Regions from separate parts of the Mus musculus genome. Here regions 2, 3, 4, 5, 6 and 7 are each linked to region 1. The links are chromatin loops, found by intact Hi-C in ENCODE. Cell type or tissue: left cerebral cortex. All regions are shown on one strand.

The links. A loop is a pair of places that touch in the nucleus more often than their neighbours do. Peaks named below come from ENCODE experiments on the same cell type or tissue, not always from the same donor. Only the 100,000 strongest peaks of a DNase experiment are listed, where the experiment ranks them.
Region 2: a loop joins it to region 1, with 3 times the contacts of the local background. A loop is called at or near these places in 6 of 42 quality-filtered maps.
Region 3: a loop joins it to region 1, with 2.8 times the contacts of the local background. A loop is called at or near these places in 8 of 42 quality-filtered maps.
Region 4: it touches region 1 in a loop (4-fold over the local background); 5 of 42 quality-filtered maps call a loop at or near these places.
Region 5: it touches region 1 in a loop (2.4-fold over the local background); 19 of 42 quality-filtered maps call a loop at or near these places.
Region 6: it touches region 1 in a loop (4-fold over the local background); 19 of 42 quality-filtered maps call a loop at or near these places.
Region 7: a loop joins it to region 1, with 2.6 times the contacts of the local background. A loop is called at or near these places in 6 of 42 quality-filtered maps.

The regions. Positions count from the first base shown.
Region 1 is chr13:90,927,981-90,931,980 of GRCm38, forward strand. Gm46434 (a long non-coding RNA gene) reads right to left here and starts at 3,701. Exons shown (of 2, transcript XR_001781017.1): 1 at 3,047-3,701; 2 at 1,930-2,841. In left cerebral cortex, a CTCF peak has its summit at 2,046 (motif pointing right); a DNase peak (open chromatin) is centred at 2,055.
Region 2 is chr13:91,807,361-91,811,360 of GRCm38, forward strand. It overlaps Zcchc9 (zinc finger, CCHC domain containing 9), which reads right to left and starts at 336. Exons shown (of 6, transcript NM_145453.2): 1 at 250-336. In left cerebral cortex, a CTCF peak has its summit at 2,298 (motif pointing right); DNase peaks (open chromatin) are centred at 319, 1,121 and 2,393; H3K4me3 peaks cover 1,268 bases; H3K27ac peaks cover 1,709 bases.
Region 3 is chr13:91,460,822-91,464,821 of GRCm38, forward strand. Ssbp2 (single-stranded DNA binding protein 2) reads left to right here and starts at 276. Exons shown (of 17, transcript NM_024272.4): 1 at 276-427. The coding sequence starts at 366. In left cerebral cortex, a CTCF peak has its summit at 2,453; DNase peaks (open chromatin) are centred at 8, 240, 1,397, 1,656 and 1 more place; H3K4me3 peaks cover 2,471 bases; H3K27ac peaks cover 807 bases.
Region 4 is chr13:91,694,766-91,698,765 of GRCm38, forward strand. All of the region lies in intron 16 of Ssbp2 (single-stranded DNA binding protein 2), which reads left to right. Among named protein-coding and RNA genes, the nearest start is that of Gm22778, 26 kb to the right of the region's middle. In left cerebral cortex, a CTCF peak has its summit at 2,479 (motif pointing left); a DNase peak (open chromatin) is centred at 2,472.
Region 5 is chr13:91,646,318-91,650,317 of GRCm38, forward strand. All of the region lies in intron 5 of Ssbp2 (single-stranded DNA binding protein 2), which reads left to right. Among named protein-coding and RNA genes, the nearest start is that of Gm22778, 75 kb to the right of the region's middle. In left cerebral cortex, a CTCF peak has its summit at 2,190 (motif pointing left); DNase peaks (open chromatin) are centred at 2,176 and 3,807.
Region 6 is chr13:91,634,887-91,638,886 of GRCm38, forward strand. The region is part of intron 4 of Ssbp2 (single-stranded DNA binding protein 2); the gene reads left to right. Among named protein-coding and RNA genes, the nearest start is that of Gm22778, 86 kb to the right of the region's middle. In left cerebral cortex, a CTCF peak has its summit at 2,147 (motif pointing left); a DNase peak (open chromatin) is centred at 2,141.
Region 7 is chr13:91,793,890-91,797,889 of GRCm38, forward strand. It overlaps Zcchc9 (zinc finger, CCHC domain containing 9), which reads right to left. Exons shown (of 6, transcript NM_145453.2): 6 at 2,644-3,365. The coding sequence ends at 3,247. Among named protein-coding and RNA genes, the nearest start is that of Zcchc9, 12 kb to the right of the region's middle. In left cerebral cortex, no CTCF peak of the experiment used is centred here; DNase peaks (open chromatin) are centred at 2,276 and 3,776.

The sequences.
Region 1 (4,000 bases):
ATTTGTTTAGCTTTGGTGAGGGTGTCACGGTGGATGCCATCTCTACAGAGGGAGTACAGGCAGCTGAGAGATTCAGAGCAGTTAATGGGTCTACGTACAACAATATATTTTTATGAAAACTAGCCTCTAATGTCCTGCCTGATCATTCCTGTGTGAAAGCAATAATCCATTCCTACAGGTGGAGTCATCTGACATAATTACTAGGTCTGTGGTGGTTTGGATAAGAAAAGCCACCATAGGCACATATGTTTGAATTCTTTTTTGTTGTTGTTGTTGTTGTTGTTTTTGTTTTGTTTTGTTTTTTTGTTTTGTTTTGTTTTGTTTTGAGACAGGGTTTCTCTGTATAGCCCTGGCTGTCCTGGAACTCACTTTGTAGACCGGCTGGCCTCGAACTCAAGAAATCCACCTGCCTCTGCCTCCCGAGTGCTGGGATTAAAGGCGTGCGCCACCACGCCCGGCTATGTCTGAATTCTTAGTTACCAGGGAGTGGCAGTACTTGGAGGGATTAGGAAGTGTCCCTTATTGGAGGAAGTGTGTCACGGGGGGGGGGGGGGGGGATGTGGGGAGGGGGTGTGGGGAGGGGGGCGTGGGGTGGGGTAAACTTTGAGGTTTCAAAAGCCCAAGCCAGGTCGAGGGGCCCTCTCCCTTCTTCCTGTGGATCCAGATATAGAACTTTCACTTACATTCTCTAACATGTTCTGCCTGAGGGCTGCATACTCCTGCCATGATGAAAATGGACTAAATCGCTGAAACCGTAAGCCAGCCCCAGTTGAATGCTTTCTTCTATAAGAGTTGCTATGGTCATGGTGGTCTCTTCACAGCAACAGAACCTAGACCAAGATAGTTCCACCTTAACACCCTCAACACTACCACATTAGGAACCAATTTCTTCCCAGCCCCTGAATAACCCTGTGGGGAACAGACCATGTCACCGATCCTTCCTATGGAACCTGTAAACTGCACCTGTCCATTTTGCTTTGGTTGTATTTGCTGGCTTGATTACAGCCTTTGGCCCAAAGACTCTGGTAAATTTACAATCCAACATGGGTTTGAAGCCCACCATCAGGGATAAAGGAAGAGGTCAAAACTCCAAAGTTTAGGGATTGCAATGTTCAACGATTGAAAATGGAGCAAAAAAAAATTTAATAATCAATGGACAAGGTCAAAGAAAAATGTCTGTATCCATAGAAAGAAATGCCACAATGTTTATAATTTGCGTTAAGGACCTGGAACAAGTGAAGAACTAGATGAAGCACACACACCACCATCTAGGTGTGCTCATTCTGGCTTTTAGGTATGGGAGGGATCACACCAGTCTCCATTTGTATGCTTTAAAAGTTCCATAATTTAGAATTTTCCATACATTCTGACTGGGTAGCCACAACACTAGCCGTACAAGAACATCTGTATAGCTGCAGAGTATGTGGACCATCAGTAAAATAAAGACCTGGGGACAGTCAAGTGACAACTGCCGGTAGTACATTTATTTATGTTCTTTGCTTGAGGTAGAGTTTTGATAGCTGGGCCTACCTGGCTTGGCAGTCATTATGTAGCCCAGTGTGCCCTTGGACTCATGGCAATCCTTCTGCCTCAGCCTCTTAAGTGCTGGGATTATAGGCACTGGTAGCCTCACCTTTGTAGATTAAAAACTCACTGACTGTGTCCTAATGGCTACTTTTTTAATGTTATCGTCCTTCAGCCTCTGAACAAATTTCTCTCCATTCTATAAGCCTACATCCTCTGGCTCTGTAATTACCGATGAAATTCAAGTCTGCAACAGATACTCATTGAGTGTGCTTCACCAAACACTACAGATCTGTTTAACGGTGGTTTCCTGTTAACACGTCTCGCTGCCTTTGCTAGCATTCTTCTTTGTAACTAGGAATGGCTTCAGGACATATAACACTTTTAAAGAAATCCAAGAAAGTGTCACAGAGCTAAAGGTTTATTATCATATCGATTGATTTGAACACAGAACACATGTGGGGTTGGGCTCAGTTTTAATACTTTACAAAAAGAGGACTAACTCTGAAGGCACGGGCAACAAGACCACTAGATGTCGCTGCTGACAACATCAAAGGAAAAGCAAGGCCTGTGATACTGTTTTAAAGATCACGACCAAACTGAGGACTAAAAAGCAAAACCATTTATTGATACACCCTATAAAATCCTGAGGCAGAACATGAGCATGTTATCTTACACATGTAATCCAAGCACTCTGGAGGCTGAGGCAGGAGAATTACCACGGTTTTGAGGTCAGCCTAGGTTACACATAATTTTGAGGCCTCCTTGAGCTACAGTGTGAGACCCTGTATTAAAAACAAAAAGTTAGATGTAAAGTAAAATAAAATCATGTTACAGTCCACAGACCCCGAGAGGCTAAGTAACAAGGAGGATTCAAGGGGGTCGGAAAGGAACGAAAGGATTTCCCTGGGAAGGGGAAATAGAACAGATTTCACAGGATGACTGGGTGTGGGAGGGGTTGGAAACAGGAGAGATGAAGGGGAGAAAATACTGGGGGACATTTTAGGGAGAGGTGGAAACCCAGTGCAATAAAAGCTCCATGGAATTTACCAGAGTAACCCTACCAAGACTCCAAGTAATGAAGGACACGGGGCCGGAACCAGCACTCTTCTGTAACCAGGCACGACCTCAAGAGGAGGGACAGGGAAACCAGTCCAGCCATACAACCTCTGACCTACAGTTTATTCTGCCTAGAGAGAGTTCTAGGACTCTGGAGCCTAGCGAATTCATCATCGAAGAGACCAGAGGGACTTCATCCAGCAACTGATGGCAGATGCAGAGTCCCAGACTCAAACATTAGGCTGAGCACAAGGAGTCCTGTGGAGAAGGAAAAGATTGGAGGAGCCAGAGAGGTCAGGGACACCAAGAGAACACAGCCCACAGATTCAGCTGATTAGGACTGATGGGTGCTCACAAAGCTCAGGGAGCCCGGTCTGTCAAAGGTCCTCTGCATATATGCTATGGCAGAGTAGCTTGATGTTCCTGCGGGAATCCTAAGAGTGAGAGCTGGGGCTGTCCCTACCTCTAGGGCCCCTTTCTTCCTACAGGGTTGTCTTGTCCAACTTTGATGTGCTTGGTCTCCTTGTAGCTTGTTAGGCCACGTTTGGTTGAAGTCTGCTCTTTTCTGAGGGGAGGCAGAGGGTGGAGGGAGTGAATCTCAGAGAGAAGAGGTGTGTGGGAGGGCACTGGGGGAAGGGGAAACTGTGGTCAAGATGTAATAAATGAGAGAAAACAAAACAGAAAACCAAACCCTCAAACCCAGAGGGGCAGTTTCAGACTAGTGTCCATGAGAATAGCCAAGGCTATGGGCATAAGAATATTTAACTACAGCCGAAGTCCTCCTGCGAAAGTGACATTAACTCACTGGCCAACAGAGTACCCAAGCCATGACATAGTCTTTGAAGTGGAAAGAACTAATGTGCCCGTTCACTTTTAGATCTCTGCTCCTTGAAGTTAGAAATCTGTCTGGATCACAAACCAGCTCATACCTACCCTACCTCCACAGACACATACATGTACATCCTATGAAGATTTTATACATATTTCTACACAGACTGCATGTACAGCCATGCTGCTGGAAGACAGCTCTGTCAGGTGACAAAACCACATACATGACTTAGCCTCATGTGCGGCAGGCCGTGCATCTCCTTATGATTCTCATACCTAACAATGCTTTGGGGTTTTTTTTTTTTTTTTTTTTTTTGAGAACAAATACACATCCCACCATTGAGGACAAAAGACTGACCCAAAGCAGAGTTCAAAAATAACAACACGTTTACTATGTGAAGTACATTTGATATGTTCCTTTGAATGTGGTCTTTATTTTTAAAATGACTATCACCAGAAGCCAGAGATGAGGAACCCAACCTTACTGCTCTTAACAGCCTCTGCTCTTCCCACTGGCCAGAGAACAAACACCATCTCCATTGAGGCCTGGGGCCTCCTTGGTCCATCCGAGAGGATGAGAGGCCAAAGG
Region 2 (4,000 bases), 880 kb after region 1:
CACGGGACAGCCGGACAGCCCTGGTGCCCCCGCACGCGCGGCATCGCTTCTCCATGCCCGCCCCAGCACTGCGACCCGCGGGCACCCTAGCAGGCCTGCGGGGCCCGCTCCCAGCAACGGAGCCGGCGATCCGACAAGCTAGCTCCCGGGCTCTGCCCTCGCGATCTCCCGCAGGAGTCCGGCCCCAGTCGGCCAAGGTAGCACAGAGGCGCCCACGCCTTAACCGGTGGTACCCGCGTAGCTCCTTACCGGGTCTGAATCCTCCAGAGCAGCTGAGACAACGAACCAGAGAAGCCCGGCCCCGGATGAGATCGCGGCCATAGAGACCGGAAGTGCACCGTCTCCACGCGTCACTTCCGGCAGGCCAAGCAAGGGAAGCGTGAGGTGTTTGTGGGTCTTAAACTGGGGAAGGTGGCTGGCTTGTGCCAGTTTGTGGGTCGTGTAGTGTTTGTTTGTAAGGGCGCTGCACTGGAGTCCCCGGACACAAAGATAATGAGCGCCCAGTCTGTGCGGTCCCAGAATGTGCAGTCTAGATGACGGAAGGACTCTTGGGAGGAAGGTCTTCCTTACACGGTCCTTTGAATTGGACAATATATTTCAATGAATTTGAAATAGTAGCGAAATAGTGAGAGAGAGAGAGAGAGAGAGAGAGAGAGAGAGAGAGAGATAGACAGAGACAGAGACAGACAGAGACAGACAGAGAGAGGGGGGGGAGAGAGAGAGGGAGAGAGAGAGAGGGAGAGAGAGAGAGAGAGAGAGAGAGAGAGAGAGAGAGAGAGAGAGAGAGAGAGAGAGAGAGAGAAAGAGAGAGAGAGAGAGAGAAAGAGAGAGAGAGAGAGCCGAGGCTCCGCAGTGTCAGCGCACCAAGAGAGTCGCTGAGATGCAAGTCTGAAGAGACCTTCGGAGCACCTATTGCTTCTGAGTGGTACTTCATGATTGCCCTGCCTGGCGTTAATTCACAGTTGGTGGCCGGAGTTCATTTTTCAATAAAATTCTAGTCCTCCGTCCTATTAGTGCTCCCCCGCCCTCCCTCGCTCGGGAAGCCTCCCCCAGGTTTGTTCAGTGAGAAACGGCATGGACGTACACATTTAGTCCTCCATCAGGCTCTGTTTATTTTGCCTCTTAAATATTTGATCCACTGCCTCTTCTCGCCTTTTGTCTCTACTGACTGTCCCGTTCGTTCCTTGTCTCAGCTTTCACTGTGTTGGCCCGAATTTTTGCAGCTCATCTGGGCAGACGTTTTTGCCCAGATGTTTTACACAAGTGAACTTTTGAAAATATAAGTCAGAGCGCCAGATCCAATTGGTGTCTTCCAGACTAAACCCCTTCCATCTTTTCTCAATGTTGAGATGATATTCAAACTCTGGAAGAGCATTTGTTACAATCTCTGTCCTATTTAAGCTCTGTACGAAGGGGCCTTCTCCCATCTTCTTTTTGTTTAGCACCAGGATTTACATACGCTGTTCTGCTTACATAATACTCTGGTTTCTTTAATTATGTTCTGTTTCAAGTCTTCCAAGATTTTATTCTTATCTAAGCCTCTGAAACATCCTCTCCCAGGCCATGCTTTTTGATTCTTTTCACAGAGGATTGTATAATAAGTTTTACTGTATCCTGATTGCCTCTCACATAATTGATCCCCATTCCTTACTACATCCGTTAGCTGGATAAAGAGTTAAAATGGGCCCAGTTTTCCTTAAATGGAAAATCAGTGTCAGAAAAATATTGTGATTTGGTATAGTAAATGCCACAAATATCCCAGAAAGTTTAAAAATACAAAACAAAACAAAAACAAACAATCCTCTAGCTGTTGGGAAATGAACTGCTTAAAAGATGGGTGATGGGAGCCGGGCGTGGTGGCGCACGCCTTTAATCCCAGCACTTGGGAGGCAGGTGGATTTCTGAGTTCGAGGCCAGTCTGGTCTACAAAGTGAGTTCCAGGACAGCCAGGGCTATACAGAGAAACCCAGTCTCGAACCCCCCCCCCCCAAAAAAAAAAGGGTGATGGGCCGGGTGTGGTGGTGGACGCCTTTAATCCCAGCACTCCCAAAGCAGAGGCAGGCAGATCTCTGAGATTGAGGCCAGCCTGGTCTACAAATCGAGTTCCAGGACAAGCAGAGTTATACAGAGAAACCCTGCCTCTAAAAACAAAACAAAACAAAACAAAAAGAAAGGTGTGTGATAATGCCTCTTATAGCTTAGTGACCTCAGCCAGCTGTCTCCAATACTAACATTTTAACTAAGTGTGAAATTTTATTTTCTGTTGATGCCTAGCCTTGAATATAATATATACCACTAGATGGCGCATTCAACAAAAATGGTGTCCTTTTAATGCTAAATTTCCTTGAAGATCTGATTTTTGGAAGTGAGGGAACACTTCTGTTTTGATGATTAGTAGTTGAGTAAACAAATCATATACTAAGTCCTCAGGATTCATGAGGAAGCGTTAGTATTCCTACTAGTAGTAGCTACTATTTACTGAGTACATCTACCCACTATCCTGGGAGGTAGCTATTGCTTTTTCCATTGAACAACGAGGAAATAAGCCCAGAGAGCTAAAGTCACTCAAGGTCACACAGGCAGTAAGAAACAAAATGAAACTTTGAACCAAGAACTCAGTCTGTATTTATGTACTCTTCTGTTTTGAAATACTGCAGAGCATTGTCTGCTTGTAATCACTTAAAATATGCTTTATTGAGTTATCCATGCCAATGTAAGACTTAGGGTGTATATTGCTTATAATTCAAGAGATTATACTTTTATTCTATGTCTCTTTTACTTATTGATATAAATATATCATTTCATGACAAAATGTAAGAAAGATGTTAAGTGAGGAGCTAAGGGTTTCATTATCAAGAGACATGCTTCATTTTTTATATTCATATTCATGCCCTCAGAGATACAATTCCAAGTGTGCTTTATTAGTCTCCTCGCCATCTTTCAATTCTTTAAAAAAAAAAAAAAACCACGATTAATCATCATATAATCATCAGGCAAGGTCTTTAAGTAACATTGCATCTATGCTCAAGGAGCTAAGTAAATGCTGAAGGTGATTTCGGCAGTTTGGAAAAAATGTTGTAAATGGATCGTGAGATGCTCAGTCTCTGTTTAAATCTTTATGTTCTGGGGATTGAAATTCAGCTAGCATGGCAAGTGGTTTGGCCATTGAGCCATCTCCCCAGTCCTGTTCTATTGTCTGAAAATACCAAGGGTTCAAAGTGTATCTCAGTTGTGGAGCACTTGCTCAGTTCACAACGACCACCTCTCCCAACATTTGATCCAAAACCACAGAGAAAACTATGCATTCACATTTTGGTAGATACCACCTAGTCATCTGTTCAAGCTTGTACCGAGGTATTCACTCAGAGGCAATGCACGAGAGCAGCTAGATTCTCATCCTCACCTGAAGAGCACATTTACAAACTCGAGCTGTTGCCAGGCAGCCGAAGGTGAGCATGACCTATAGCTGTATGCAGTGTCTGTTCATTTACTACAAGGGGGGTTGAGCTTGTTGCTGCTTCTGAAAGAAAGATGAAATTTCAAGACCTGTAAGTCATATAAAGTACTCAGAAATTGCTGGTTGTTTGTGAGCCTAGAGGCTGCCTGGGGCTGAGAAAAAAGAAAAACAAACCTGGGTATGCCCCGTAGTTAAAACATTCCTGGGAACATCTTGACCATAAGATAAAGGGGAATGTGAAGACATAACAGGGCTATCTGAACTGAGTCAACAACTCACAGAACTCTGACACCCTGCACGTACATGTAATTTTTCTGCTGATGTTTGAATAAGCCAATAGTGTGTCGCTATGCTGAACTTCACACCCCTAAGCCCCTTACCCCATAAAAACCCTTAGCTTTCGAGCCTCGTGGCCGACATCCGTTATCTCCTGTGTGGGATGCATGTCGGTCCGGAGCTCCGTCATTAAACGACCTCAAGTAATTACATCAGGGTGGTCTATTCATGATTCTTTGGGTGCACGCCGGATTGGGAATTGAGTGG
Region 3 (4,000 bases), 530 kb after region 1:
AAATCCTTCTAGAGCAGTTTCTAATTCCCCCCTAGCGCCCGGGTTCGGAGGGGGAGGGGGGAAGGAGAGCGGGAGGGGGAGCGCGGCGGAGAGGGAAGGAGGGAGGGAGGGAGGGAGCGGGAGAGGGAGGGAGGGAGGGAGGAGACTGCCGCTTAGGCCGAGCCGCCGCCGCGCGCTCCGGCAGGCCGGAGGGAGGGGAGGCCTGTCAGTCTCGCGCGTTGCCAGGGCGAGGAGGGCGGAGCTCTGGCGTGGGGCGGCCAATGGTGGGGGTGGCTGCGTGGGTCGCCATGGGGACGGGGCTGTTCCCGGGGAGGCTGTGATGGGTTGACAGGTGCGTGACAGTGGGAGCTGCTCTCGGCACAAGCATGTACGGCAAAGGCAAGAGTAACAGCAGCGCCGTCCCGTCCGACAGCCAGGCCCGGGAGAAGTGAGTGTCTCCGCGCCGCAGCCACCTCCGCCTTCGCACGCGCGCACACTCGCGCACGCACTCGCACTCTCCGGGAACCGCAGCCACACGGCCGCCCCGCCGCGGGGGAGCCGGGGGTGGGCTGCAGGGGGAGGCGCGGGGCGGGGGCGCGCGGCTCCGGGGAGCGGCCGCCTGCCTCCACGGGGGAGCCCCCCGGGTGGGTGGCCGCGGGCAGCGGGCGGCGGGAGGGACGCGCGTGGCGGGGGGACGGCGGCGGCGGGGATGGAAACTTGTTTGGGTGGTTGAGGGGAACCACCCGCGGCTTCACCTCCTCGCAAAGTAACTTTGGAGCTGTGGTCCAGGACGGCCGGGCCGCGGCGCGCGGCGGGCCTGGGGGGCGCGGGCTGCGGGGCGGCCGGGGTCCGGCGGGGCCGCGGCGGGGGCCCGCGAGCGTGGAGAGGGGAGAGGACGGCGGGCCGGGCGGGCGGAAGCGGGGCCCCGCGGGGCGCGGAGGGCAAGTGCGGGCGTGGGCCGGGCGGGCGGGCGGGCGCAGAGACGCGGGTCCGCGGGTTCTCCCGGCGCAGGCCGAGCTGGCTGGCGGGCGGGTCCGGGGCGGCGGGGGAAGTTTGGGAGTGGGAGCGCCGAGTTCCCGGAGGGAGAGTGTGTGCTGGCCCGCGCGGGGTCGGTCGCGAGAGCTTGGCGCTCCTGCCTCCCGCCGCACACCGGCTCGGCGGCGGCCCCAGAACTTTTTGAGACTTGCGGTGTCCCCGGGGGTTGGTGGCCGCGGGCGCGGAGGGCAGGTCCCGTGGGCCGTGGCGGCGCCGCGAGGAGGGCTGCCCGCGGTGTGGACCCGACGCGGGTCGGCGTGGGGGCTGCGGCAGAGATGCTGGGCACAAGCCGCTCCGCTGGGTCGTGGGGGATACAGGTGGTAACTTCGGTGGGAACCCGGAGGACGTTGGGGAGCCGAGGTGCCACGGTCGCGGCACGCTGCGGAGCAGGCTAGTTGGCTGCTATTCTTGTGTACTTGTAACGGCGATTTGGTTGTTACTAAAATGAGAGCGAATAGTGACTCTGACACCGAGGAAGAACCCTCCCCCCCCCCCTTTTTCCTATGTGCAGATGTTCAGACTGATTCCCTGTACTGGGTCTGCTGGGGGCGGGGGGGGGGCGTCAAGCTTATCCTTGTCATTGAACATACTGTCTTGCTGAGGGGACTCAGGCTGGGGGAGAGCAAGTCCTTCTCAGAGGTACTCTGGGTCTCTTGCATACAAAAACAGCTTGGTAAATAAAAAAATCCAAATGTGTAGGCTACGGAGTTTACCCCCCTTGCTTAGGCAGTTAGTCATACCCTTGAAAGTTTGTTGTGCCCCAGGGAGGGGAACATGTTCTAATCTTTGTGTTGGCAGCAATACACACACAATTCCCATAGGGTTTAGAGGTGGCAGGCCCTGATGTAGGAAAACAAAACACAACAACAACAACAACAACAACAACATTAATGGAGAGATGTTTTTGATTCCTTCACCCCTGGTATTTTAAAGATCTTGCTGTGACAAGGAATATAAAAAACATACAGTGTTTATTGCCTGGTTAAGAAACTGTAGTTACTGGACTTGGAGTTCTAAAATATTACTGTGTGCTTATTAATCATTTGGCTGTAATATATCTGATAAAAACATCTGGAGGAGGATGCTTTAATGTTTATAAAATACCCGAATTTCACAGTTTGAGGAGTGAAAGGAATTGTATGTGATTCATTGAAAACAGAATCTTGTTGGGGGTTGACTGAATTTGGTATTAATTTGGGTTTTAGCTGGACTCCCATGAATAGCTGATATTCAGCCTAGTCGATTCCTTGGTCTCATGACTTTAAAAAAACAAAAATAAAATTGATTTTCAGTGCAGAGACGACAAGGGAGTTAGATTTGGTATGTTTTGGTCCTTTCCAGCTCTAATTCTGATTCTGTCACAAAAACAAGTAATTGCCACTTTACTCTCATCTGCCAAACTGAACACCAAGGAACATCATTCTTAGGAGCAAAGCGACGAGGGCTCGGCTAGATGGTGCTGTTTGATTTAAATATCTTTCTTCCATTTACTACAATTGGCAGTCGAGTTCTTAACTCGTTTTGCCTTGTGGACTAGACAGGTGAAGAAGCCACTTGAGTTGACAGTGGCTGTCTGAGTTTATTGTTTCTGCGTTAATTTCTAGCAGATCTAAGACAAACATTGAAGAACACCCTATTTTTATAGAATCAATGTCATGGGAGAGTTGATGTGATCACTGTTGTTTCTGTTTACTGATATCAGTATATTGATTGCAGAAGATGGGAAACTTAAAGTTGCCATTAAACGTATGGGGACGGATTTTTGTTTTTAATTTTGAAGGAAGCAGATTTGAAGAGTTAGCCAAGATAAATAATTCTCTAGTAAGCAACTTAAGACCGTTCCAGTCTTAAAAGTCACAATTAGTTTATATTTTAGTAATAAGTATGAGTATATCTTTATAAAACAGTTTTGCAGAATGAGTTGTGAGTAATGGCAAAGACGGAGTGAACATACTAGCTTTATAATCAAGAGTGTGTTTTCTCACACAGCTTCACAAAGGGAAAGCTGGCAGTCACTTACCTGAATTTAAGTCTTTGCTTTGTCTTGCAATAAGAAGTTACTATATAAAGTATTTGAAATTAATCCATGGCTTGTATAATTTATAAAATTTTGTTTTGTAATTCTGAACATAAAAATTGGCTAGGGTCAGGTTAATTGTGTGTTTTGTTGTTTTACAAAATAAACAGGTTAAGCCTACTCAGAGGTTTGCAAAAGGTTTAATTAGGGAGAGTGATTGAACAACCCTGGAGGAAGGTGGGCTGTTCGCATAGAAATTTTAATTCTGATCCTGATAGATTATTGCCACTGGCTTTAGTACTTCCCTTATAGCACTGACCACGATAATCAGTGTTTCTTTTGAGTAGGGAACAATACTTTTTATTTCTCTCTTAAGGTGGTTTTTTGTTTTTGTTTTTTTGTTTTTGTTTCTTTTACATTAAGAACCCTGTCTTCTAATACTGGAAGTTGCAGTTTCTTGGTGATGGATATGCCAGACTCAAAGGAATCTTTGCAGTGTGAAAAGTTCTCATTGTAAGGACATTCAAGGTTGAGTTCTATATTCTTTAGCATGGTTTTATTTAAAAAAAAAAAAAAATCCTGAACAGGAATCCAGAGAAGAACTGTTGTGTTTGCCACAGTGTATGCCAACTCTGTGTGGAGAGGTTCATCATGTTTATTTTCTCTTTATTCATATTTCTTCTTGTTCTCCCAATAATTCTGATAGGTGGCTTTTTTCCTTCTCCCTTTATGTAACAAGACAGATTCCCTGTCTGATTAAGTAACTACCCAGGGATAAGATGCTAGAAAGTAGGAGAGCTGTGCTTTCAACCAAGGTTTCTCCAGCTTTTGCACTTGTCATTGAAACTGAAAGATACAGTTTCAATGACCAGGTTACCTTCTCTATCTAGGATAGAGTGTCACCGATTTAGGAAACAGTATTACATAATCAGATATAACAGCATCAGGATTTTGTCAGCTGTGTAATCT
Region 4 (4,000 bases), 770 kb after region 1:
AAGTTTCCTAGATCTCCTTCTAAACCCAATGGACTCAGAATTTTTGGGAGTCAGGCTGGGCAGGGTGATGAAAAGGGCTAGTTAGGAATTTCGGGGGCTGCTCTGTGCTGGGACCACTGAGCTGGATTAGAAAACAAATGTTGCAGAGCCCAAGTGAGCTTTATCAGTGTATGACCCATGGATCTGTCAGGACAAAAGGCACACATGCTTGCCACCATGCTGTCTGACTCAGCGTTTGCCAAAGCTGCCAGGTCTGGAGGTGGACATCACGGCTAATAGCATTCGACTTTAGTGCAGAGTGATGCCCAACATGGAGTCCAGAGTTTGATGTTCTGTGGATTCCTTTGCTTCTTGGTCTCAACCTATAGTCTCCATTAGAAATGAGGCTGCCCCTGAATGTAGGCTAGAAAAAGGGTTTTTTTTTCTTCTGCTCTCTAATTTGCTTTATATGATTAGTAGGACAAAGAAGGTAGATAAAATTACATGAGATAGCCTAGCCATCAGTGAGTAAGCAAGAAAAATCAGGAGACAGCTCAGGGTTTAAGCCACATGTGAGATTACAAGAGGCATTATTTTAGGACCATGGTCTCTGTTTCCCCTGGAACAAGGACAAGCCAGTCATTTTTAATGTTCACTTTATCTAATAAAACACATTTATCTCCTTTTGTATTCCAGAGTGAGGAGCATAGCATGTGTGTCAGTCAGGAGTACAGTTCTGCTAACAGATGATCACAGGGGACTAACATGTATGCATTCTGTAGTACACTGTTGACAGCAAAGGGGTGAAGTAAACTGTGGATTAAAAATAGAGCCTTATGTAATAGAATACCACTCTGTTGAACAACTCTGACCAAACCAGAGGACAGTGTGTTAAGTGACATAAAAGACACAAAAAGCCAGCACTGAGTGGCTCACTCTGACAGAATCTGTTCAAATGCTGGTCATGATGGGCCCCTTGAACGTCCCACTTGCAACCTGAAGCACGTAGGTGGAAAACAGACAGACAAATCAAGCACTTACTAGTAACAAATCATAAAGAAATGCATTTTAAAACGGTTTTTGATGTGCACTTTCTTATAATTTATTAAACACAAGATCTAATGAAATGTTCTCTGTGTGTATGAGAGTGGATGTATGAGAGAGAGAGAGAGAGAGAGAGAGAGAGAGAGAGAGAGAGAGAGACCAAGTGTATGTTCTTTGTGTAGTTCTGGCTGTCCTAGAAATTCTGTTTGGACTAGGCTGGCCTTGAACTCACAGAGCTCTGTATGCCTTTGCCTCCGGAATGCTGTCTTGTGTGTTTTATGTAAAGAGGCTTTCGCTGAATGCTTGTTACTTCAGGACATAGAGAATCTGATTTTTTTCAGAGTTGAATGGTTTTTATTTTACAGTCATCAACATAAAAACGTATTTCACATACATATGTGATAAGAGATAGCTGGCGTAGTTTAGGACCATCTCATAAGTTGTTGGAAGTCTGTCAAAATCAGCCTGGCCTGGCCTGGCTGCCCTGAACTCAGAGGAGCTTCAGTGCCAAGTAAAACTACAGGGTGGAGTTGAAAACCAGGCTCTCTGAAGCTCCTCCTTCCCTCTCTTGCCCCAGAAGGAGAGTTCACAAAAGGGAAAAGAGCTGAGAGCAGCCAGAGACACTGCATCCCCTTCCTGGTTGATGGTTAGAGACTGAGCACAGTGGGGTGTGGCAAGGGTGATTGATGGCTACCACAGTCTAGAAAGAAGTGCTCAGTCCTAATGACTACTTGGTCCTCTGGTCTGTCCAGTAAGGAGAGTTCACCTACTGCAGCTGGTATCTTTGTCATCTGTGGCTTGCTTTCTATTACCACAGTTTTTACTGTATAAGGATGTCATACAATATGTTTGCTCAAATCTGTCCCTTCAATCCTTCCCCTCCAATTCTTTCCTGTCCCCCTCCCCCACTTCTCCCTGCCAGTTCCATGTGTTCTGTTGTGGAGTCCATTGAGTACACTTCGTGTTGCCTGTATATAAATGCCACCACACTTTTTTGTTTATTTTAAAGTAGACCAAGCAGTGAACGGAGAGAGGACAATAGAGAAAAAGATTCTGTGCTTACAAGCACGGGTTTAAGGACAAAGTAGCTATCTCCAGTGACTTTATTTGTACCTTAACTAAGAAAATGAGGAACTATTTAGTGAACTCAAAAATACCAGCTTGACAGTCCAGAGTCTGGAGTTTAAGGCACAGAACTAGACGCTTGTGTGTTTAGCAGTCTGCCCTTGGAGGCTGCCATTCTCTCCCTAGAGGTTAAACCAAAAGGCCAGAGAATGAGGAAACAACTGTTCAGTGCTTGCTGTATACTAGATAGTAACCCATTCTCTCCCGACATGCTGCTTGACTTAATTACATCAAGACAAACATGCCAAAATCCACAAAGCTAGCACTGCGAACATGATCGACAGGGCCAAGTGAACAAAACAAGTCTCCTTTCAAGAATCAAAGCTGCCCCCTAGTGTTCACAGGCTGTAAATACTTATTTTAGGTGGTGCAGATACAGAAATAGCTCAAAGAAAGCAGTTGGATTGATTTGGAAGAATGTTTTCCTGTGGCCTTAGTCTATAACCAGATTAGCAGATGTGCTATTAGTACCACAGTTGCAATAGTGGCATGCTACCTTGCCTGTCCTGTCCACTGCTGCTATTGTTGGGAAACAATGGAAGCCCAAGTTTAAGTGGTCACATAAGCATTAAGTTATTTCATGTTATATTCAGAGGAACATAACTACTCTTTATTTCTCATTAAGAAAACAGAATATTTATAGAAACAGACTTGGAAAGTGTTGTGATCTAAAGTATCCTTCAAGCAGACGTAGTGACTATGTTTAATGGATGCTGTAGAATAGTAGCTAGGTGGTAGAAGGAAAAGACTCTAAAAGTTCATACTAGGACCTGCTATCTCAAAGTATATTTTAAAAAACAGACAAAATAGGTATATATTTAAAATAACATTTTGGTTCTACTTTTTTCCCCTTAAGCCAAATGAGAGTGCTGTCAATATCTACAGGGCCATTTTACCCTCCTAGGAGAGCCAGGCTGGCTGAATAGTTGCCGACAGTAAGACCTGACGTCACAGCATTGTGGTATAAAGCTTACAGTGTGTCGTTGTATATCGATGCAACAGCACAGCACAGACACTGACCTGAGTCCACACCGTACACCAGGAAGAGTGTCTCTCACAGTCACCTGGCGGCCAGTTCGGCACTCACATCTCCTTTCTTCTGGGAAGTGTGAGCCACGCCCTCAGTGCCCTGAAGAAGGGATCCATGGGAATGCTGCTTCTGCTTGTCCTTGGGAGCTTTCCTAGAACTTTATAATTCCCTTTAGAGGCGTTTTCCTGAAAGTGTCTCAGTAATAGAAACTGGCAGTGAGCAGTCCATAGCCTTACAGGAACTTGTGACACATTCCTAGGGGTGCCCGGGCAGGAGTGTGTCCTTCACTCTGCAGTTGTGTGTGCTACTCAGTAGTTAGTCCTTATGAGGTTCTAGTGAACTCTGAGTTTGATTTCATGGAGCTGTTGCCTGACCCTCGGTTCCTCGACACCTAATAGCTTTCTCTCAGTTTCTTTTATGGGCAAAGTGACTTCTTCTAACTTCCTGATATATCCACAGTGTTTTTCTTTTCTGTAAGATTTCTCAAGACATTTTATATACCACATTTTAACAAGGACTCCTGTAAAGGGCTTATAGCAGCTAATAAACACTTGATCACAGAGCATGTGAACATGAGCATCATTAGATGACATATATTAGAATGAAAATATCTATAATGTGCTCTAATGTCATGTGATACATGAGTGGGCTGCAATGATGCTTAGGAAGAAAGCACTGTAGAACACCAGATTGCCCAGACTACATATTCAGTGGAAGGTTGTCTGGAGTTTTACCCAGAGATTTCTGGAAGCACCCCTCCCTCGCGCACCCCCTTCCCACAGGGAGCCATCCTACCTCCAGGTTTTAGTCATTGACACAGCA
Region 5 (4,000 bases), 720 kb after region 1:
AACTAACTTTAATCCTGAAATCAATATCTGTGATTAATATTCCAGTCATCTAATATGTCCATTAGATTGTTGCCTTCCTTTTTGAGACTTTGTAACCATGGTGTTAGTTACTTTGCTGGCAGGAGAAACCTTCTGGAGGGGACTTACTTTGGCTCACAGTTTGAACGGGACCAGTCTAGCACTGCGGGGAGCATGGCACCTGTGGTGGCCCAGTCCATGGTGCTCGGAGCTTGCTGTGTGTTCATTCACATCTTAGCATCTTAGTGCATCAGGATTAAGAATCAGAAACAACTGGACATGGCTATGGGTTTTATATGATCTCCAAAGTCGCAGCAACCGATCTCTGTCAGTCAGGCTGACTTTCTTACCTCAATGACCCCATGTCACCTCTGGGCACAAGATGTTAAAACACACAAACCTGTGGGAAGCATTTCTGATCCAAGCCATAAGTTTTGTTTTTATTTAAATGGGAATGTGTCTTACTTAGTAAGAGGCCATTAAGTGAAATGAGTAGGAATAGTTGAACATGCGAAAGGAAGTGTCAGTTTAGTAAAATAAAGCCATCTAAAGGAAAATATATACTGATTTACTAGAGTCTGTCAGAGGCGTGATTAGTGTGAGAAAGCCAGTAACTCCTCAGTGACACCTGTCATGGAACCAGTTGATGACTTCAGAGCCACATTCTTTTCCTTTTTTTTTTTTTAAATTAGGTATTTTCTTCATTTACATTTCAAATGCTATCCCGAATACCCTTCCCCCATACCCTCCCTTCCCCGACACCCCCCTTTGTTCCCCAACCCACCCACTCCTGCTTCCTGGCCCTGGTGTTCCCCTGTACTAGCTCCTCCATTGGGGGCCCTGTGTTGCATCCAATAGCTGACTGTGAGCATCCACTTCTGTATTTGCCAGGCACTGGCATAGCCTCAGAAGAGACAGCTATATCAGGTCCTGTCAGCAAAATCTTGCTGGCATATGCAATAGTGTCTGGGTTTGGTGGCTGATTATGGGATCAGAGCCACATTCTTAAATCAAAACAACTAATTAATTGTTACCAGAGGAAAGGCAATAGGGCTGTCCATCAATCTTAAGTATAGTTTTAGTAGAAAAAATACAGTAATGCATTAATAATCTCATGTGGCTTAATTCAGCAGTTTCATGGTATACTAAGAATCTTAATTATAAGTGGTATCAACCTATTGGATGTCTACATTTTATATATGTATATTCATTCTTTCTTTCAAAAAAAGACAAAGGCATTAGCGGCTGTAGCCTTATTGAAACGGGCAGCAGCCTTTCCTTAGACCAGTTTATGTGTTCTTCTCATTTAGGTACAGTGGTCCAAATGACTGAGTAAATAGTCGGAATAAAATAAAGGAAAAACAAGCATTCTTGTGTGCTTAAAAAATAGATTAATCCTGTCGGCTACTTTGTAAGAGTATTTTTGCAGGTTGTAATGAAGATTATCACATGACTTAAAATAATTTATAGAATATTAAATTGAAGGCCATTTCTTCTTTCTAAGAGAGATTGTTGTATTTTTTCTTCTTCCTGCTCTTTACTGCAGAAAAATTCCACAATGGAAACTGAACCTTACTTACCACTCTAGGAACTGGACATATCTTTTATTGAAAAGCATGAGGCCGGGTGGCGATGGTGCACGCCTTTAATCCCAGCACTTGGGAGGCTGGATCTCTGAGTTCGAGGCCAGCCTGGTCTACAGAGTTCCAGGACGGCCAGGGCTACACAGAGAAACCCTGTCTCAAGAAAAAGAAAAAAAGAAAGAAAAGAAAAGCATGACATAATCTTGGATACACTTATAAATATCTGTTTAATTTGAATATAAACCAATATAGACTTGTTCGTTTTGCTGTGCATTATATTTTGCTACATTTTTATCTTGATACATTTATTATCTTATAGTCACTAAATCTTTAGCTTCCTTAACAGAAACTGTTAAAACTGATAATGTATTGACGTTGGGTAGTAAAAGTAAGGCTTTGCCAGACTGCAGTTGTAAGTATGTGGGGACAGCAAGTGTACTGCGAGAGTGACTTAGTTTCAGGCTGAGCGCTCACCCGGAATCTGATTGAGTTGATCAGACAGAGCTCTGCTGTGCTAGAGGACAGTGCCACAGCATCTCCAGCCGCTGGCAGGACTAGGTCAGCAGTGGGAATGCTGCTTTGCCATCTAGTGGCCGTGAGACAGTGTCTCCATGTTAGCATCTGTGTTGCAAAGAGTCTGTCTTTAACCAGACTGCATGGTAGCAAACTGACCTAATGCTTTGGCATAGTAGTAATGAAAAGGAATTAAAAAGAGAGAGGGAGAGGGGAAGAAAAAGTAGGAAGAAAATCAGGTAGTAGGAAAATTCCCATTTCTTTACAGGGTTATTGGCTAGAAAAGGCTCCCCAGCTGGGTGGGAGCACAGAGTAAAGCAATATTGCCAATACTTTGAAAAAAAATCAAACATGAGAAAAACCTCTTGTTTTTCTCTTGAGACTGAAAAGAAATCAAAAAGAATGTTTTTTTTTCCAAAATGTACTTTTTAAATTCATATTCTGTCCCAATTGCAACCCCTCTCTCCTCTCCTCCAAGTCTTACCTTTGTAAATCCTTTCCCTGTTTGTCCCTCCCCTTCTCTGAGGAAAAGGGGAAGCCCCCCTTGGGAACCACCCCACCGCGGGGTACCTAGTTCCTGCAGGACGGAACACCTTTTCTCCCATTAAAGCCCAAGGAGATAGTCTAGCTCGGAGAAGGGGACCCAAAAGCAGGCATCAGAGTCAAAGACAGCCCCGCTCCAATTGTTAGGGGAATCCCTATGAAGACCAAGCTGTACATCTGCTGCAAATGTGGGTGGGGGCTTAGTTCCAGCCCCTGCATGTTCTTTGGTTGGTGGTTTAGTCTCTGTGAGCCCCCAAGGTCCCAGAGTACTCCGCAGGTTTTCTTGTGGTGTTCTCTACCCTCCCTTAATTCTCCCTTAATTCTCTCTGCAACTCTTCCACAAGACTCCCAAGCTCCTCCTAATGTTTGGCTGTGGATCTCAGCATGTTTCCATTCATTGCTGGATGAAGCCTCTCAGGAGACAGTTGTGCTAGGCTCCTGTTTGCATAGCAGAGGATCACTAATAGTGTCAGGGGTTGGCTCTCTCCCATGGGATGGGTCTCAAATTTGGATAGTCATTGGTTGGCTGTTCCCTTAATCTCTGGGATCAGCTGGTGACCTGGGATGGGGGAGTTACAGGGAGTCTATGGGAGTGACCCTAGCTGAGATTTCTACCAGTGGGGAATACAGAGACTGGTAGCCACCCCCTATAGCCAGGCAGGACTTCCAGTGGAAGGAGGGGGACATCAACCCACCCACAAAACCTTCAACCTAAAGTTTGTTCTGCCCACAAGATACACAGGTTTTTAAAAGAAAAAAGAAAGAAGAAGGAAGGAAAGAAGGAAGGAAGCAAGCAAGCAAGCTTAAAAACGAAAACATTTCAGAGCAGAAACTGAAAAAAATTTAAATAATTTTATTCATTTCTTAATTTTTTTATGTGCATTGGTGTTTTGCCTGCACATATGTTTGCATGAGGATGTCAAATCCTGGAACCGGAGTAATAGACAGGTACGACCTGCCATGCGGGCTCTGGGAATTGAACCAAGATCCTTTAGAAGAGCAGTTAGTGCTCTTAACTGCTGAGCCATCTCTGAGCCCCAGGAAATATTTTCTATCATGTCTGGGTTAGTGTCTTAGAGGTAAATGTTTACTGGATTCCTGTGAATAAGTCTGAGGTTTTGAGATGCCTTGATGCGTGTCATGTGCTCTGCTGTTCTTGAGTCTTCCTGAGTCAGCCACACCAGCGTCAGGACTGGCTGCTTGCTCCCTCCCACACTGAGACATGCACAGGCTTGTAAGGTCGTTTCTAGTCTGCATCGGGATGTCAGGCTTGCTATGCCCCTCCGTCCAGTGATCTGCCTCTCCTCCTTCCCTGATGGGTTTCAGAAACAAGTCTTTAGAAA
Region 6 (4,000 bases), 710 kb after region 1:
AGACCCTCCCAGGCTGTTCACTTGCAGTTGGTACAGCAGAAGTGTAGGTTTTCTACACTTGGGTCTGTGCCCCATTTCACAGAGGTGACATTCCTGTGTGAGTCTTCTGGGCAAGAGCTGACAGAGGCAGAAGGAGAAATGGACGAGCAATAGTTGATATATGAAGGAACGAATAAGAACTGGAAATTAGAGAATGTTCAAAGACAAAGTCAGCAAAGAAAAGAGAATGTTGATGTTTTATTAGTGGAAAATCCTAAGCACATACTATTTAACATCCTCCTGGGTGCTGGAGGTGTATAACATGGCATACCTTGGCTATAGTCGGGAAACTGAAATTTAGAAACTAAAACATCCAACCATGTGTGAATTAAATTAAAAGTGTCTTTGCTGACATCTACAAGGCTAGATATTATTCTCATTTTATTTCCTAATTCATCTAGTCAGTATAATTTTGGTTTCTAGTTATTTCCATTAATCAGCAAAATAAAATTGTATTTTGACGATTCAAAAAAGGTACTGAATACCAATATTAGACCTTGCAGATACCAACAAAGGTAAAGTCAACGTAAACGTATTGCTTTGTATTCTTCATTATTAGAAAACAGAATAGAGTTCGATTAGTTATATGAGATGTTTGAAAATGGATGATAAAGTTTAACACGTAGAAGAAAAATATTGTTTTAAAATAAACAGTAAAATAGAAAAAAAGGCAAACTAGTAATCAATTTGTGGAAAGATAATGAAGAGAAGGATAATGTACTTCAGGATTAAAAAACCAAAACTGTTGAGCCAGTCCCCCAGTGGTGGGCAACGTTTGTGAGGTGGTGGAGAGACTGCTGCTGGGCGCCCTGTGGAGGTGCAGTTTATGATTTATCTGTACACTGGGAACTATTTATCTACATTATTTGGCATCAGACTTCTAACAGCAAGGCCTAGGAAGGGACCAGGCCTCTTCCCTCACTCTCCATCGAGAGAACTCTGCTTTGTAAAACCTGGAAGATTGATTGAAGAGAGCATGTTACTGGAAGGCTGTTCCTCAGGTGGAACTCTCTCCTCAGGAGGGAAAGACAGACTTCAGTCTCCCTGCAGTTTGCTCAACTCTAAAGGGAGGGCCTTGTAAAGGATGTGAAAGTGAAGTGAACATGGAGAAAGTTAGGTGTGCCAGTGAAGTGAAAGGTCTGGAAAATCTTCAATGAGCAAATTCACACCTAAGTCGGGGATATAAAAGGAACAATGACTGTAGTTCTTTCAGAAACACTCTTATATCCAAGGAAGCTGTTTTGCTTTGTTTTGCTGGTTTTGGTTTTGGTTTGGTTTTGCTGGTTTCGGTTTTGGTTTGGTTTTGCTGTTCCTTTTTTTGTTTTGTTTTGGTTTGGTTTGTTTTTTAGACAGGGCCTCACTATGTAACCCTGGCTGGCCTAGAACTTGGTATGTAGACCAGGGTGGCCCTGATCTCACAAAGATCTGCCTGTCTCTATCTTCTAGATGCTGGCAATAAAGGCATGTGTCACCACACCTGCATATTCAAGAAATTTTATTGCTGTATATTTTTAAACTACATTCTTTACATTAAATTGAAGTATATAAAACCATTTGATATGAATTTGTTCTGAAAGGGCAAGTGTGATGCTCACATTGAAAAATACAAAATAGCAAAAAACATGTCAGGAGAATGTAGTCGTCAAAGTCTCAAATATCTACCAGCAAGTAAGAGTTCCTCTGATGACCAAACAGGGCTAACCTTAGAACACAGTGATGACTTAAGTCAGTTACCAGTGCTCATGTTATGTTTCTCAGAGGAAAACCAAATATCTATCAAATGGAAACGAAAGTTTCTTTTCTTATTCCTGAATTTTTGAAAGTTGTTTTTTTGTTTGTTTGTTTTGTTTTACAGGACTAGATTTCTTAATATAGTAAAGCTATCTTCAACCAGCAATCAGACTATTTAAGTGTTTCGAATTATAATTGATATTGCCAGATAGCTACTACCATCATTTTAAGATTTACTTGAAAATGCCTGTATGTGGGTAGTGTGTGTTGTGCTGTCATAACAGTATATCTAAGAACAGAAATTTAGATAAAACCAAGTCTATGTCATAGCCAGGAGACTGGGAAGTCTGAGGCTGAGCACTGCCACCTAGTGGTAGGACGTTCCTGCTGTGTCTTATTTGAGAAAGGCAGAAGAGCACATAGAACAAACTGCCTCACCCGTTCTTTTAAGACCTGTTAGAAAGGGAGAACTCTTATATCCCCATCACCTCTTAAACGTGCTACCTCTTACTTCATTCGCATTGGTAACACATGAATTTGGGAAAAGACATAATTGAAATCATAGAGGCTTAAAATAGTATAGATAACAACATAATAAAACCAGCAATCCTGTTTATTTTTAATCTCCTTTCAGTTTGTAAGTCATATCACCACTTTATTTTTGCAGTTATTACTTTAAAGTTTTATATATTCTTAATATTTTTCTGTTCCACAAAAATGCAGATTTTACATCTTTATTTTTACTATGTAATTAGGACCTGGTTCCCTAGTACTCTTAGTAAATCAAAGGAGCAATTACCTGGCGTATAAAATCTTAATAAATCTGATTATATTTTATGATAGAGTGAATCTTTTTAGCTTCATGTCTGCTTTTTTTGAAACCTCTTAGAGGTATGTGGACCTCCTCTCTACAATATTCAAATAGCAAGGCTAATGATTTAATAAAATGTGTGTTAAGATGCACATTTCTTAAAAAATATTAAGTATGAAAGTAAGTAATTGAATCCAGCAGAAGACACTAAAATGACATGTTTCCATCCTAACGGACGTCTTCCTGATTCAGTTAGCTACAAGAAATATTATAAAATCATAGTGTATGTTTTTCTTTCATTAAGATAAGCTATTATAAAAATCAGCCCCAAACAATTATATAATAAAGGATATTCCATGGTAGTCTAGTGAGAATTCTTTGTGGGAGTTTTAATCTAACTAAGCTGTTTACTCTTGTTACATGGCTATACAGAGTCCTACACACTTCTGGGTTAGGCCCAGTTATAAGTTTCTGTTTATTCTTAGATCATGGATTAACTCTGTCTCATGTGTTAGCAAACATCAAACAAGTTTGTTGAAGAAAGTAAGAACTCTTTCCTTTGAGAAGCTTTAATTCACATAGCTTGACTCTTTAAATTCAATACTCAGATTATTTAGATTGATACTTACACAAATTAGCATGCTATTCAGTTGGAGGTTTATTATTTGACAGTACTTACAGAACCAATTCGTATACCTCTATGATACCAACAGAACAAGATTTGTGAGTGGACCAAATGGTGCTCTAGGCTGAGTCACATAATATAATTTGTTAGTAAAGCCTAGCGAAAGTGGGTGACCAGTATGCTTAGATCGAGGTCCTCAAAGTGAAGTTTAGTCAGAGTGATCTGGTCTGTGACTTTGTGCCTCACGTAGTTTCTAATATTGTGTTATTTTTGTATCTTTAAAAGAGGGCTGAGACTTTCTCTTACACCAATAACTAACTAACTGGGCCATGTTCTGTATGTCATCTAGTTATCAGGCCCAATAGCTAACTAACTGGGCCGTGTTCTGTATGTCATCTAGTTATCAGGCCCAATAACTAACTAACTGGGCCGTGTTCTGTATGTCATCTAGTTATCAGGCCCAATAACTAACTAACTGGGCCGTGTTCTGTATGTCATCTAGTTATCAGGCCCAATAACTAACTAACTGGGCCGTGTTCTGTATGTCATCTAGTTATCAGGCCCAATAACTAACTAACTGGGCCATGTTCTGTATGTCATCTAGTTATCAGGCCCAATAACTAACTAACTGGGCCGTGTTCTGTATGTCATCTAGTTATCAGGCCCAATAACTAACTAACTGGGCCGTGTTCTGTATGTCATCTAGTTATCAGGCCCAATAACTAACTAACTGGGCCATGTTCTGTATGTCATCTAGTTATCAGGCCCAATAGCTAACTAACTGGGCCGTGTTC
Region 7 (4,000 bases), 870 kb after region 1:
CCAGATGAAGCTCTTAAAGCTCATGCCCACAGTGACACATCTACTCCAACAAGGCCACACCTCCAAATAGTGCCACTCCCTGGGCCAAGCATAGATAAACCATCACAGACATTTATTACAAATTACATTCAAGAAAAGGAACACAGTTGAATTATACATTTAAGTGCAAACCATGAAAACACAAAACATCAAAAACAAATCTCACGACCTCTAGTAAATGGTTCATGTGACATAAAATGAAAAGCATACGCATCAATAGAAAAACAAATAACAAACTGGACTTGACCAAACTTCTGTGCCCCCAAAGGATATCCTCAAAGGTGGAAAAAGACAGCTCACAGATGAGAGAAAACACGCTCAAATCTTCCGTCTGATCAGGCACTTCCATGAAGAATACAAACCTCCTAGGAGTGGATGGTACTTGTGTTATCTGTTTAACAGACACTCGTCCACTGATGTCACACGAAGAGCTAGTCAGCACATAATAGGGTGCTTGGTCTAGACCCTGCTAAGAGGAACATGGAACCACGACCAGGTCCTACTTTACACTACAGGCTTGCCTAGAAGGAACCTTTGCAGTTTCAACCACACACATCATCTCTCTGGTCCTATCATACGGCAACCTTGCTCTCTCTCCATGGGCTGTGACTGCTTTCCCTCTTCTGAGATGCTTTTCTGCATATATTTATGGTGGTTTTTTTCCTTGTCATTCAGACTTCAGGGCAAGTCTTCCCAAAAGCTTCCTCTGGACTATCCCATGTGAAGCAGCTCCTAGCAACGGCATCGCCTATTTATTACCTTCACCTCACTCCATCGTTTAATTCAACCCCTGGGCATATGTGAATGGTTCTTTTATGTGGACACCTTTGGGAATCCAGAAATGACTAACCACACGAGTCCTGCTCTCCTATAGCCTCTAAGCTAGAGTAAGGCGTTCAAAGGAAGTACTTGGTAGGCTTTAAATTAATGGAGGAAAGATGGACCAATGGAACGAGAAGCATCAGGAGAAGGAAGGGGCCGTTTCCTAGTGTCTGCTTGCAGACACTGCCGAGCCAGCTAGAGAGCTGAATGCGAGAGGGCATGGCTAGGAAACAGAGGTGGGCTTGTCAAGAGAAGCGGAGAGTCAAGGCTTGGAGCATAACTGTGGCGAACAAAAAAAAAGGAACGAGAAAGGCGCTGAGTAAGTGGTTATTGCAGGTGGACTTGAGTTTGATGTGTCAGTGGAGCAGCCAATCGGAACTGTCGATGGAAACTGGGGCTGTTCAAGCGGCACGTACTCAGGAGCCTGTCACAGAAAGGTGCAAGACGTGCTTAGAAGAGAAAATCAGGTGGACAAAGGTCTAAGAGACAAAATACTAGCCAAGTTTTATGGTGTTCAACAAAACATGTTTTTTTTTTTTTTTTTTTTTTTTTTTTTTTTTTTTAAGATTCACTGTTTTATGTATATGAGTGCTCTATCGGCATGTATGCCCGCATGCCAGAAGAGGCCATCAGATTCCAGTATATATTGTTGTGAGATGCCATGTGTTTGCTGGGAATTGAAGTCAGGACCTCTGGAAGAGCAGTCAGTGCTCCTAACCACTGAGCCTTCTCCCCAGCCCCACACATCCTGATGATGTAATAGAACATCCCTTTCTGACACCTTCCCTTGCATGCTGGGTGGACAAAGTACATGCCAAGCGTCACCAGCATTCCCAGGTGTAGAGCTAGCCCATCACTCGGGTGTCCTACCACCACTGCCTCCAGGACCGTCCTGCAGCATCTTTTTAAACGCTGCCCTCAACATCTGTCCTTTATTTTTACTGTTTTTTGGAAGGCAAACAGGCTAGCAGCATTGCTACAGTGAGGACTGTTTGGAGAGCACTCTTCCCGTTGTTCCCTCGATGTTGCAGGCGTCTGTGCTCTGGCGACATCCACCACAGCGTCTCCATGTTAAGTGGCACTAGTTTCCTTAAGCTCCGGGATGCTGAGCAATGTTTTGTCATCATGTTCTTCCCTCATCAAAAATAAAAGAACAGCTCCTATTAAGACTACAACTGTTAAGCTGTGTAGACATGAAAACAGAGGCCGTGTTTCTTTTCTTATTTGGTAAATATTTAGCTTTTGAGGCATCAGTAACTAATCACAGCTGCTTCCTTTAGCTACAAATGGATTCAATCAGGTAGAATTTGAGATGAAACTCAGAAGCCACCAGTCATTCCATTATGCTGCAGTGACAGCGGCAGGACTCGTGGAATGTACGTTAAATATGCATGTATTCATCAAATCAGACAAAGAAGCTAATGGGTCTCTGATTAGTGTTCTCACTCTATTATGGTGATGCATCCATCCTTCCACCACACCCTGCCACAGCTACAGCAGGCGGAAGCAGCCAGGGAGACTAATAGTCTGTCATGCCGTCGCTCTGTCTGAGGAATGCACACTGGCTTTCTGGCTAGAATTTCTCTCTTGAAAAACTGAAGGTGAAAAAGAACTGTGATGCTGGAAGACTCTTTAATATTAATAATTTCTAATTCTTTGTATCAAAACTAAAGAGAGCCCCTTTTATCTCTATTAAGGCTTTTACTTTATTATTTTTGGGACCAATATTGTTTTTAAAGGTACTCTAGAGTGAAAGTAACAATGATCAGTTCAACAAAGACAAACAGCTGATATAATTTTATTCAGTACTAAGAATTACAGATTTTGTGACAACATATAAATAAATTTCTATTACAAAAAATTGATACTCTGAATTAAGAGCATATAACAAAATATTTTTTGATTCACAAGCTGAAAGGCATGTGCTTTGTTTAGGGGTCAATTTTGATTCATAATTTACATTTATAGTGATGACTGCTATAATCAGGTATAGAGGCATTTAGTCATTTCTAAGTTCCATCTGTAAAATATGCTCTTAGGCACAGTACTCTGGATGCTGGAGCACGGTTATTAGTGTGAAGCCAACCTGGGCTACATAGAATCTGCTTCAAATACAGACAGACACACAGGCACAGAGAGATAGATAGACCACACACACACACACACACACACACACACACACACACACACACACACACACACACATTTCTAGAGAGTGTAATTAATCAACCTGTACGCCTTGATAGATTGATTGTAGGCAAGCTACCAAGGTCAGAGTGGTGTCTATAACACAGCTTTGCCTCCACAGTTGCCCAGCTTCAATCGCTAAAGGCTGAGTTTGGAAAGTAACCTTGAGGTGGTAATTAACAATTGTACCAATTAGTATCAAAAATTAACAACTTTGGGTACTTTGGTTTTAGGTTTCTGCAGTTTGGGCACATCCAGCACGTCTTCATAGTCTGCACTCATACCCTTTGCCCAGCGACCAACCGTGATGATCCGATCTGCAGAGGGATTTAAAAAAAAAAATCAAGATATAAAAACAACAGTAATCAAATGCTTCCACTGAGAGTGGTATTGGTTTAGTAAAGGAACTAGTTTTGACATGAATAATCACAAGGAGAGATGACTCCATCACTGCAGGAAAGTGAGCAATTCTGTAATTGATTAGAACCCTTGATTTCCGAGTACCACAGGCAATTTCTCATCCCAATTAGGGAAATGCAGACGCTACTTTGCAATGCACGGATTGATGAGAGCTCCCTCACTTCTTCCCCGAGTTCATCACTGAGGACTCGGTGATTCCAAGGCCCGTGAATAGCAAAAGTTAGGAGGCATCTGTTTTAAATGCACGCAATTCCACCTGCAAAATTAGACAGCAGCTGCTTGTCAGTTCTGCCATTTGGGAAGTGGCAATCCTCCCAGGAGGGAGAATTCAAATCCCACTTCATCATTTCAATCTCACTCCTACACCATATAAAAATGATCTCCTTCTCGCCAGGATTATAAACAAGAGCTGGTTCTCACATTCAAACATTTGGGCAAGAGAGGCAAACCGGGAGGACTCAGCCGTGAGCTCGGACTACAGAAAATGAAAAGAAACGTGCTTTTCTTCTAAGAAGCACTGCCGGGGGTCCTG